Regions from separate parts of the Homo sapiens genome. Here region 1 is linked to region 2. A link is a contact called in ENCODE Hi-C or POLR2A ChIA-PET data. All regions are on one chromosome and are shown on one strand. The core of a region is the stretch at or near the end of the contact, and the rest is flanking DNA. Distances in the headings are between cores, read along the strand shown. Region 1 holds the start of LINC02318 (long intergenic non-protein coding RNA 2318). Region 2 holds the start of AK7 (adenylate kinase 7).

What was found. A loop is a pair of places that touch in the nucleus more often than their neighbours do. ChIA-PET counts read pairs that join two places held with the same protein, here RNA polymerase II (POLR2A). Pooled maps may share reads with other maps.
Region 1: a loop to region 2 is called in a pooled map, with 6 times the contacts of the local background. The contact joins the promoter of LINC02318 here to the promoter of AK7 in region 2. A Hi-C loop is called at or near these places in 2 of 37 single-sample maps with no recorded cell type and 3 of 50 pooled maps. POLR2A ChIA-PET finds 5 or more read pairs at or near these places in 1 of 52 experiments (WTC11).

Annotation. Positions count from the first base shown.
Region 1 is chr14:95,570,916-95,577,226 of GRCh38, forward strand. It overlaps LINC02318 (long intergenic non-protein coding RNA 2318), which reads left to right and starts at 2,647. Exons shown (of 3, transcript NR_146450.1): 1 at 2,647-2,769. RefSeq lists enhancers at 4,904-5,826, 5,827-6,311.
Region 2 is chr14:96,390,639-96,396,420 of GRCh38, forward strand. AK7 (adenylate kinase 7) reads left to right here and starts at 1,490. Exons shown (of 18, transcript NM_152327.5): 1 at 1,490-1,621. The coding sequence starts at 1,517. RefSeq lists a silencer at 1,050-1,559.

The DNA of each region.
Region 1 (6,311 bases), core at 1,397-3,896, 820 kb before region 2:
TATTTTATCTCCTCTAATGTAGTCAATATGGTACAGGAGTTGGAAGCTTTTTCTGTAAAGCATAAAAGCATAAATATTTTCAGCTTTGCTGGCCATACGTTCTCTATTGCAACTATTCAACATTCTTTTTCTTTTCTTTTTTTCTTTGTTTTTTTGGAGACAGAGTCTCACTCTCTCACCCAGGCTGGAGTGCAGTGGCGTGATCTCAGCTTACTGCAGCCTCTGCCTCCCAGGTTCAAGCAACTCTCCTGCCTCAGCCACCCAAGTAGCTGGGATTACAGGCATGTGCCACCACGTCTGACTAATTTTTGTATTTTTAGTAGAGATGGGGTTTTGCTATGTTGTCTAGGCTGGTCTCAAACTCCTGAGCTCAAGTGCTATTCCCACCTTGGCCTCCCAAAGTGCTGTGATTACAGGCGTGAGCCACTGTGCCCAGCCTCAACTTTGCTTGTATAGTGCAAAAACAGCCATAGCCAATACGTAAACAAATGGGCATGGCTGTGTTCAAATAAACATTTACAAAAACACTCAGTGTGTTGAATTTGGCCCACAGACCATAGATTGCCAACCCTAGCAGAAAGGAATGGCTCAGAGGGGAGACTCTTCAGCCAGACTGCTTGGATTCGAAACCAAGCTCTGGCACTTTTTGCCTCTGGAGCCTTAGGTGAATTATTTAGCCTCTTTGTGGTGAAGTCCCTCAACATTCTTCCTTTCCCTTTTTGTATAATAGGTTTTTGCCAGGCACAGGGCAGTCCAGAATAGAGACTCCATTCCTCAGCTCCCTTGTAGCTATGTGAGGCCATGTGCCTACGTCCCACCCAGTGGGATCTGAGCCAAAATGTCATGTTAGTTTCTGGGAGGTCTTCCTCAAGAGACAGCCCCTGTCTCATTTTTTGGTCTTTGCTTTGTTTTATAATCCCTTCCTCTATCGTGCTGTTCTCATTGGTGCTGCCAGCATGGCCCATGGGCTTTAGTCAAGGCACTGTTGATGGGTGCCCAGCTGCATTTCAGACTTGTTATGGACTGGGAACACCTAGGTATGTACTGCTCATTCCTCACTATACCCCTTAGATGGGAATGCTATTTTATTTATCCTTTTACTCTCTCTCCATTGTGTACTAGCAGTGGTACATGAGGGGAGACATAATTGTCTCTTTCATTTTCATATTTTTAGATTGAGAGGAACAGCACTTGAGAAGTTGTACCTGAAGAGCCTCATCCACACCTGCACTTGATCTCTATGATGAGGTCCTGGACCTTAAGCCTGAACCTGATGCCATGGTGGACTGAAAGTCAGGATGTCTTAGGAGGCCACGAGTCAATTTTGCATGTGAAAAGAATGTACATAGTGGCTAGAGGCTGGATGATGCTAGCTTGCCTCCAAAGATAACCACTATTAATTATTTTACCTGTATGCACATGCTACTTTCCCATCGAGAAGTGAAGTCTCTTCTTCTAACTCCTTGAATCCAATTTGTGCTTTGACCAATAGATACAAGAGATGATATCCAAGGCTAGGTCATAAGAAGCTTTATCGCTGCCAGCTGAGTCTCCTGAAAAGTTTGCTCTTGGTATATACCCTTTGGGAATCCAATCACCACGCTGTGAGACAGCCCCAAGCCCACACAAAGGCCATGTGTGGGACTTTTGGTTCCTATAGCTCCAGCTGAGCTTCCAGCTGACAGCCAGTGTCAACTGACAGCATTGTGTCTGCACCAACTTGGACAGCAGGCCCAGTTGAGCCTTCAGGTGACTGCACCTAGATCGCCATATGACTGAAACCTTGTGAGAGGGCCCATGTGAGAACTTACTCCCTAGCTGAGCCACATCAACCCACAGAACCATGGGTGATAATTATAAATTGTTTTAAGCGACTCCGTTTTGGGGTGGTTTGATGTGTTAGTAGCAGTAAATCCATACTTGTCAGTAGCAACCTCAATTCTCGCCTCCTCAGAAGAAAGAATTCAGTCGAGGGGCATAAGGCAGAGTGAGAGACTGAGGCAAGTTTTAGAGCAGGAGTGAAAGTTTATTTAAAAGTTTTAGAGCAGACCAGGCACTGGGCCAGGTGGCTCACAACTGAAATCCTAGGGGAGGCCGAGGTGGGCGGATCACTTGAGGTCAGGAGTTCCAGACCAGCCTGGCCAACCATGGCCAGCATGGTGAAACCCCGTCTCTATTAAAAATACAAAAATTAGCTGGGCATGGTGGTAGGCACCTATAATCCCCGCTACTCAGGAGGCTGAGGCAGGAGAATCACTTGAACCCAGGAGGCGGAGGCTGCAGTGAGCAGAGATTGCACCACTGCCCTCCAGCCTGGGCGACAGAGGGAGACTCCATCTCAATCAATCAATAAAATCAAAATAATAAAAAATGAAAGTTTCAGAGCAGGAATGAAAGACAGTAAAATACACTTGAAAGAGGGCCAAGTGGGTGACTTGATTCAAGTGCATGGTTTGACTCTTGACTTGGGGTTTTATCTGTTGGCATGCTTGTGAGGTCTACGTCTCTTCTCCCCTGATTCTTCCCTGAGGTGGGCTGTCTGCATGCACAGTGGTCTGCCAGCACCTGGGACAGGAACATGCGCAGTGTGTTTAACTGGAGTTGTGCGCATGCTCACTTAAGGCGTTCTTCCCTTACCAGCTGAAAGTTTCTAGACGAAGGGCATATACCAGTTAAACTCCGCCATTTTGCCTCTCAGTGTTCAAGCTTGAGCCCACGCATCCAACTCCTGAGATCTTACTGGGAAGCTGCTGATCATCAGTTTCAGGTGTTTCTATCTTTTGGGAGACTGCCCTTCCCTGATGCTAGCTGTAACCAATTATTATTTTAGAGAGACAGTTAATGACCACCTGACCATCACCTGACGGTCAGCTGACATTCCTGGTCGGGAGGAGCCCTCTCCTGCCCTGCTTATGTCTGCCTGACTACCTACTGTAATGGACGCAGCCAGCTGGAACATCGGCTTTGCTCGGTATCATGTAGTATTAGATTTCCCGGGCTCCTTTGCCATCTGGGTTCTTGGTAGTTTGGGCTAATGGGAAGCACTAGTGGGAGACTCAAAGGTGGGAGGAAGGAAGAAACCTTCCTTCTTTCCTTTTCTGCTTCTTTCTCTCTCTCTGCTTTTGTTGGCATCTCCTGCAATGGCTGTATCTCTTCCTTGAATCTATGTCTCCTCAGAGAGACCCTCCCTCTGTGGTTCCATCCCCCAGGGGGCAGCTCTCATTGTATTCTAGCTCCTACCAGGCTGCCCCAGCTTCTAGCTCCTGGCAAATGTCTGTTACCCTTCCAGCCTCAGGGGTGGCAGCAGCTCACTGTCATTGCTACACCGTCCCATTGGGCTTCTCATCATTTTCCTCACCCGTGTAACCGACTTCTAGGATTTAAATTCTTTCTACTTGAAACACCTAAAGTGGCCTCTGTTTTCCTAATTTGACCCTGGAGGATACAGCGTGTAAGAGGATAACATAGTCTAGTCCAGCAGGCCAAGGAAGGTTTCCCTCCAGAAGGGGTGTTTGAGTCAAGGTCTCAGAAATGACTAGGCTTTCCGGGCATAGGAGATAAAGAAGTGTAATGGCCCGAGGGAAAGGCAGATTGACATATTACAAGTACTGGGGCAGGCCGGGCACGGTGGCTCACTCCTGTAATCCCAGCACTTTGGGAGGCCGAGGTGGACGGATGAAGAGGTCAGGAGATGGAGTCCATCCTGGCTAACACGGTGAAACCCCGTCTCTACTAAAAATACAAAAACAAAATTAGCCGGGCGTGGTGGCGGGCCCCTGTAGTCCCAGCTACTCAGGATGCTGAGGCAGGAGAATGGCGTGAACCTGGGAGGCGGAGCTTGCAGTGAGCCGAGATTGCACCACTGCACTCCAGCCTGGGCGACAGAGCGAGACTCCGTCTCAAAAAAAAAAAAAAGGACTGGGGCAAAGTGGGCAATGTTGCTGTGCCACAAAGAAACCGAGAGGGGGACTGTCATGAGATAAGGTTGAAGTTTGCAGGGCCAAAGCAGGGGGCTGGCAATCCTTAGTGCCAGTTAGAATCACCTGGAGATTAAATATATATAAACATATAGTTTGTATATATTTATATATAATATATATTTAATATGTTTATACTGATATAAGTATATATCAGTATAAATATATATTTAATATATCAGTATATAGAAACAAATATTTAAATATATAGATATATTTTATATTTTTATAGATATATATTATATATAATATAGAAAAATCAATAAAAATATATACTGATAAAATATATCAGTATACATGTATATATACACCAGTATATATAAATATATATTAGTATATTATATATATACTGATGCTCAGACCTCATCCCAGATTAACTGAATCAGAATCCCTTGGGATTGGGCCAATATGATTCCTATATGCAGTCAGGGTTGAGAACCGCTGGGCCTTGACCATGCAGGGCCTTGTCAGCCATGATCTTTATCCTGATCAATGGGAAGATCCCAAAAGGTGGTGGGTTCTCTGGCTGTAGGGTGGGGAAGTGATTGGAGGGGTCAGGAATTGAGGCAGAAAATCCTGTAGGCAGCTATTTTAGCAGATCAACATGCTACTGGCTTGCTGAGCATGGGAAGGGACAAAAACTGGTTCTGTACTTGCTGGTGAGATTCTCCAGACTGACCCCACTCAGTTCCTCACATCTGCCATCTTGCTCTGGATTTTCCTACTCCCTGTTGGTTCCCTTCAGCTGGGCTCTGTCCTCGTGTTCATCTGCCCTGGAAAGTTTCCTGCTAATGAACCCTCCCCAGTACCCATCCCTCTTTCTCCTGGGCAGATGGATGCAGCCATTCCACATCCCTGCAGAGGCTATTCTGGCAGAACCTAATATCCTAAACTCCTTAAGTACCCTGAATTTTAAAATTGTGATTGTATTTGGCAGTGTTAATCAAAAATTGGAAGTACTGGAATTAGAACCTTTGGCCAGAGACTCTCCGAGTTGAAAGCCCTCCCTTAGAAATAGCCTCTTCCAACCCCTGAATTTCATTATCCAAGAAGATCCATGAGCTCTGGAGAGTTCAGGACCCAGGTCTCCTAAGGACTTCTGCTTCCCTGGCTTTCCTTCACATCTTTCTGTCCTAAGGATTTAAGACCATGAATTTGCAAATGCTCTGCCTGAAGTGTGTACTGAAGCTCTGGAGACCTCACCCGGATTCCCAGGGCCATAATTATCATAATAATGTACAAACGAGAATCTTTCTGTAAATTTAAACCACTGCATTTTCACTTCTTGCTTTGAATTTGGTTTTCTTGCAGCTGCTCCCTCCAGGGGAGCCAGAAGGCTTATTGTCCCAAGGCAGGAGAGGCTGTGTGAGACCTGGTTTTGAAAGCTTTGAGAAGAGAAGAAGTGCTGGGATTCCTTTATCTCCTCCATTAGCATATCAAGGACAAAGCCTAGAGGCTCTTAGGGATCCCCATGGTCTGCTTGGGGAAGACCAGGCCACCATTGAGAGTGGAGTCAGGGAGGCTCTGGGAGAGCAGCCAGCCCCATGGGAACCTAGAGAGTCATGGGAGAGAAAGGAGGAGGTACTAGAGGTTGGAAGGCCAATGAGGCAGAAGCTTGTTTTCTGATTTTTCTTCCTGGGCCCAAGTCTGGAAGATAGGGTGTTGGATCCATGAGGATATTCATGGCAAGGAGGAGGCTGTTGCCTCTGGCCCTGGAGCCCACCTTCAGAAAGGTGCCAGGAGGGTCAGCTGAGGAACCTTAAGTTTTCGCTTTCTCCTGAGTGGTACAGAGGCTGAATGAACTGCCCAAGGGCCTGGCCTGGGCAAGGGAAGGTGGCACTCAGGCCAACGGGCTGGCTGGAGGTGACAGCAATGGCAATCCAAGAGGGATCCTGCACCTCTAACAAGCCCCAAGATCAGACTGAGAGTTACCCTGGCCCCCAGGGGCTCCAGGGGCAGAGGTGACTGTGGGGACCCATGCATGCCAGGGGCACATCCAGGTGTTACTGGTGGAAGGTGTCCAGGTTCTTGGCGTCTTGAACAAATAATTGGACAAAACGCACAAAGTGAGGAAAGCAAAAGCACAGATTTATTGAAAATGATAGTACACTCCACAGTGTGGGAGCAGGCCGGAGCATAGGGGCTCATGAGCCCTGGTTACAGAATTTTCTGGGGTTTCAATACTCTCTAGACGTTTTCCACTGGTTACTTGGTATATGTTCTATGTATATGAAGACAATGAAGATAAGTTACAAAGTCATTTACTCAGAATGTGCCCAGAATATGTAAATGGAGAGGATGTTATTTGGTGTGTGCGGTCTATGTAAATGCAGA
Region 2 (5,782 bases), core at 240-2,739:
TAGCCGGGAACGGTGGTAGGCGCCTGTAGTCCCAGCTACTTCGAAGGCTGAGGCAGGAGAATCGCTTGAACCCGGGAGGCGAGGTTGCAGTGAGCTGAGATTATGCCATTGCACTCCAGTCTGGGTGACAGAGCGAGACTCCATCTCAAAAAAATAAATTAAAAATAAAAAGAACAAGAACGCTGGCGTGGTGGCTCATGCCTGTAATACCAGCACTTTGGGAGGACGAGGCAGGAGAGTTTCTTGAGCTCCGGAGTTAGAGACTAGCCTGGGCAACAAACATAGTGAGACCCTGTCTCTATTAAAAATAATAAAAAGAACGAGAAGAAACCACGCACACACAATTGCTGCAAGTGTTAAATATTTGCATTTAAGGAGTTAATGCTTAAGGCATGAAAACAGTTCAATATGATCAGGCTATTCCAAGGGAACTGCGTATTCTTAGTCCACCACAACCTTTATGGTCCAGTGATCACCGAGGTGAATGTTATCTTTTAATTTGTGGATTTATCTCAGCAACTGCATGTATAATCTCTTGTGGAACGGTCAAGTCTAAATTTCTTCCCTTGGTGAATGTGAGCGAATCCCGGGCGCCTACGGGCTCTGGTCGCCCCCAGCCGACACCAGGGGTCTTCCCGGAACGTGCGTCTGGAAACAACCCCCAAGGGAGCTGAGCCGGCGGACCAAGCCGCACCTGCCGCAAGGCGGGACCACGCTAGCGTCGCTCGGGTGTTCGGGAGCCCGAAACTCCATGGCAACAGCTTTTCTTCGCAGCTGAGGCTTACGTCCCGTCGCCCCGGCCAGACCACCCCATGGGAGCGTGCTGAGTAACTCCCACGTGTCGGGGAGAGGCCTAGGCTGTGGGCCATTCCCTCTTCTTCAGAATTCTCATTATTTTTAGTCATCGGGTCAAGCGGACACAGGGATGTGTTTCCAGACTTTCCGAACAATGGAGATTAAAAAGGCACAGCAATCACATGGCCCCCCGGGACAGACGCCCAGGGAGCTTCGGAAAGAAACCATGCACTGCCCAAGGGCTCCCAGTGGGCAGCAAGCCAGGGTGAGACCCGGGCTGCACGCGCGGCGCCGCGGAAAGCACTCGCAGGGACATCCGCCTGGCGCCCAGCAGCCGACAGCGCGCGCAGTTGCGAGCCCTGAGCCCCGCTTCGCCCGGCGCGCCCCGCCCAGCCCACTGCACTACACACCCCGCCCTGCCCGGCATGCCCCGCCCAACCCCCCGGCACGACTCGCCCCGCCCTACCCGGCACGCCCCGCCCAGCGACCGGCACAGCCTGCCCCGTCCCGCCTGGCACGCCCTGATTAGCGCCGGGCACGACACGCACCGCCCCGCCCGGCACTCCCTGCTTCGCCCACGACACGCCCCTCCCCGCCCGGCAAACTGCCCGGAGCCAAGGCCCCGCCCCCAGAGAGAACCTGCCCCGCCTCCCTGGCCCGGGCCCCGCCTCCTTGGCAAGCGAGTGGCGCTTTCACCTTAGCAACCAGCGCGGCTCCCACCATGGCTGAAGAAGAGGAAACTGCTGCTCTCACGGAGAAGGTTATCCGGACCCAGAGGGTGTTTATAAACCTGTTGGATTCCTACAGCAGCGGAAACATCGGGAAGGTGAGCGGCGGCGGCGGCCCAGAGCCTCACGCCAGCTCTCAGCTCCCAGCCCTCGGCCCCCGGTCCGCAAACCCAGCGAGGGTCTGCGCCCCAGGGCGCTGTCGGGGCCTTTCCTCAGGGAGGGTCCCGCGTCCTGGGCACCACCAATGCCCCCTGGACCCCAGTCCGCACCCAGGCTGGTCAAGAGATTCTACATGGAAGCTCAGGTGTCTGGAAATCACTGGTCCATCCCCTGTTCCTCCTTTTAATGAGGGGAAACTGAGGCTAAGAGGCAGGGACTTGCCCAAGATCACATAGAGAGTTGAGGCCAGAACCTGGACAGAGACTCCAGGTCTCTTGCCCCCTCCTAGGTTCTCTTTCTACCCTTCCATCGATTTTGAAGCAGGCAGCTAAACGAGAAAATAAATCAATTTTTTTTTTTTGAGACGGAGCCTTGCTCTGTCGCCCAGGCTGGAGTGCAGTGGCGCGATCTCGGCTCACTGCAAGCTCCGCCTCCCGGGTTCACGCCATTCTCCTGCCTCAGCCTCCGAGTAGCTGGGACTACAGGCGCCCGACACCGCGCCCGGCTAATTTTTTGTATTTTTAGCAGAGACGGGGTTTCACTGTGTTAGCCAGGATGGTCTCGATCGATCTCCTGACCTCGTGACCCACCCGTCTCGGCCTCCCAAATTACAGGCCGAGTAAATCCAAAAGGGATTACAGGCGTGAGTAAATCAAATTTTTATATTGCCCATGAAGCGTTTTTCATTCATCCATCCCTTCAATATATGGTTTTTGAGCATCTATTATGGACCAGACACTGTTTGGGTCCCCGAGTTCCATTAAGTTTCCTCACCTTTCTGTGTCTTTATCCCTGGAAAATGAAGATATTCAGAAAAAGGGCTCTGGGGCCCTTCATGCTAATATGATCAGTTGTCAAAAGAAAGCCATGATTTTATCATTCCCTGTGGGTAGGACCCGTCCATCTGAATTCTGTCCTCTAGAGCTACAGAGAAATCTAATCTCACCCTGGACAGACTTCTCTGAGGCTAATGACTGCACTTTCGAACAGGACAAATCTGCTTAAAATAGGATGAGGCTACAGTACGTACAATCTGTATTAGTTTTCTAGGGCTGTGGTAACCAATTGCCACAAACTGGATGACCTTATAAAACAGAAATTATTCTCTCGCAGTTCTTGAGGGCAGAAGTCCAAGATCAAGGTGTCAGCAGGGTTGGTTTCTACTGGAAGCTCCAGGGGAAGAACTGTTGCTTGCCCCTCTCCTAGCTTCTGGTAGTTGCCAATAATTCTTGGCACCCCTTGGCAGTAGACTCCAATCTCTGCCACCTTCTTCACATGGTGTTCTCTCCCCTGTGTCTCTGTGTCAAAACTTCCCTCTTCTCATAAGGACACCAGTTGTTGGATGAGGACTCACCCTATCCAATATGGCTTCATTTTAACTTGATTACATCTGCAAAGACCCTATTTCCAAATAAGGCCACATTCACAGGTTCTAAGAGGACAGGAATTTGGTGGGGGTAGACGCTATTTAACCCAGTGTACCATCTAAAATGCATCCATCAAAAAACAGAGATTTAGGGTGGGCGTGGTGTAATACTAGCACTTTGGGAGGCCGAGGTGGGTGGATCACCTGAGGTCAGGAGTTCGAGACCAGCCTGGCCAACATAGTGAAACCCTGTCTCTACTAAAAGTACAAAAATTAACCGGGCGTGGTGGCAGGCGCCTATAATCTCAGCTGCTCTGGAGGCTGAGGCAGGAAAATCACTTGAACCCAGGGGGCGGAGGTTGCAGTGAGCCGAGATTGCACCACTTCGCTCCAGCCTGGGCAACAGAGTGAAACTCCATCTCAAAAAAAAAAAAAATGGTGACATTTAATCTAACATACACAGGATGAGGCTCAAGCCAGAGAAAATAGTTCTCAGAGGGCACAGCAAAAGCACAGGTTCCAAAGTAGGAATAGGGTTGGCGGTTTTTGTATGCACAGTGCTAGGGGGCAGTGCACCAGGGCTTCCTGGGCCCACTTCATTAGGTGCAGCAAGTACCATGCCCAGGGCCCATGAGACTTTTAGGGGCCCACAAAAAGTGTGCTAATTTCTTTTAAAATCAGAAGGAAACAAATGAAATCTTAGAGTCAATGAATGTGTTTTTCTTTATAGCATGCAATTGAGAAATATAATGTTTAAATTTTTTTTTTAATGGAGGAAGGGGCCCAGGGAGCCCAGAATGTGGCCCTACTCAGCTCCTAAGCCGGGATGCACTCATGGTCTGTGCTCCATAGAAATTTATTACATAGATTAGTGGAGCAGAGGCCAGCACAGAGGGCCAGGTCATGGATGGCCTTGGCCAGGAGTTTGGTTTATCCTCTAAATTCAGTGGGAAGCCTTGAACAACGCAGGGGTTAGGGGTTTTGTTTTTCAAAAAGATACAGATACAGGCTGGGCACAGTGGCTCATGCCTGTAATCCCAGCAATTTGGGAGGCCAAGGCAAGCGGATCACTTGAGGTCAGGAGTTCGAGACTAGCCTGGCCAACATAGCAAAATCCCATCTCTACTAAAAATACAAAAATTAGCCAGGTGTGGTGGCTTGCGCCTGTAATCCCAGCTACTCCAGAGGCCGAGGCAGGAGAATCATTTGAACCTGGGAGACAGAGTTTGCAGTGAGCCGAGATCACACCACTGCACTCCAGCCTGGGCAACAGAGTAAAAATCTGCCAAAAAAAGAGATACAGATATAGAGAAGACAGTCGAAACTCTGCACATAACTCTTATTTATTTATGTATGTTTAGAGACATGGGTCTCATTAACGTCGGCCAGGCTGGACTCGAGCTCCTGGGCTCAAGTGATCTTCCCACCTCAGTGTCCTGAGTAGCTGGGACTGCAGGCTGTGTATAACTTTTGTCTCCCCAGAACTAAACTACTAATAACCTATTGTTAACAGGAACCCTTACCAATAACATAAAAAGTCAACACATATTTTGTACACATCAAATATACTGCGTTCTTACAATAAAGTAAGCTAGAGGAAAGAAAATGTTTCTAAGAAAATCATAAAGAAGACAAATATATTTACTATTCATTAAACAGAAGTGGGTTGTCCTAAAGGTCTTCATCCTCTTTGTGTTCATGTTGCATAGGCTGAGGCAGAGGATGAAGAAGAGGGGCTGGTCTCAGGGGTGGCAGAGGTGGAAGAAAAGAAGTGGATGAGTGGACCTACAAAGTTCAAACCGGTGTTGTTCAAGGGTCACCTGTACAAAAAACGGAGGTGATATGAACATGATTGAGATTAGGAATGAAGGAGAATCTGGGCATGGTGGCACACGCCTACCTTCCCAGCTGCTCAGGAGGCAGAATGGGGAGGATCACTTGAGCCCAGTTTGAGGCTACAGTGAGCTGTGATCGCATCACTGCATTCCAGCCTGGGAGGTATACATAGGGCAGAGTAAAACCTTGTCTCTAGAAAAAAAAAAAAAAAAAAAAAAAAAAGAATGAGGGAAGGGAGTTTATCTCCTTCCTTAAATTAATCCCCTTTTGATTTTGAATTTTTTTTTTTTTTTTTTTTTTTTTTTTTTGAGACAGAGTCTTGCTCTGTTGCCAGGCTGGAGTACAGTAGCATGATCTTGGCTCACTGCAACTTCCACCTCCTGGGTTCAGGCGATTCTCCTGCCTCAGCCTCCCGAGTAGCTGGGATTACAGGCATGTGCCACCATGCCCAGCTAATTTTTGTATTTTTAGTAGAGACGGAGTTTCACCATGTTGGCCAGGATGGTCTCGATCTCCTGACCTCGTGATCTGCCTGCCTTGGCCTCCCAAAGATCTTGATTATTTTTTATAACAATATTTTTGTAATGAAACTTCTTTTAGTATACAGAGATCTTTTTCTAGCAATCCTCCTGCCTTGGTCTCCCAAAGTGCTGGGATTATAGGCATGAGCCACCACGCTCTGTCCAGAGATCTTTTTCAAAAACTTTTCAATAACAGAATTTTCTAGTTGGTCCTTAATTAATTAGGGCCTTTCTCAAATTCCAGGTAATTACTGATCATCTGCTCCAAGGAATATGGGAGTGGGAATATGAGGAATATAAGAGAAATGGAAGCTGTGTCTCGTCGTTAGGCTTACAATCCAGTTGGGCAATGCCACCCCAGCCCCATCTCTTTTTGC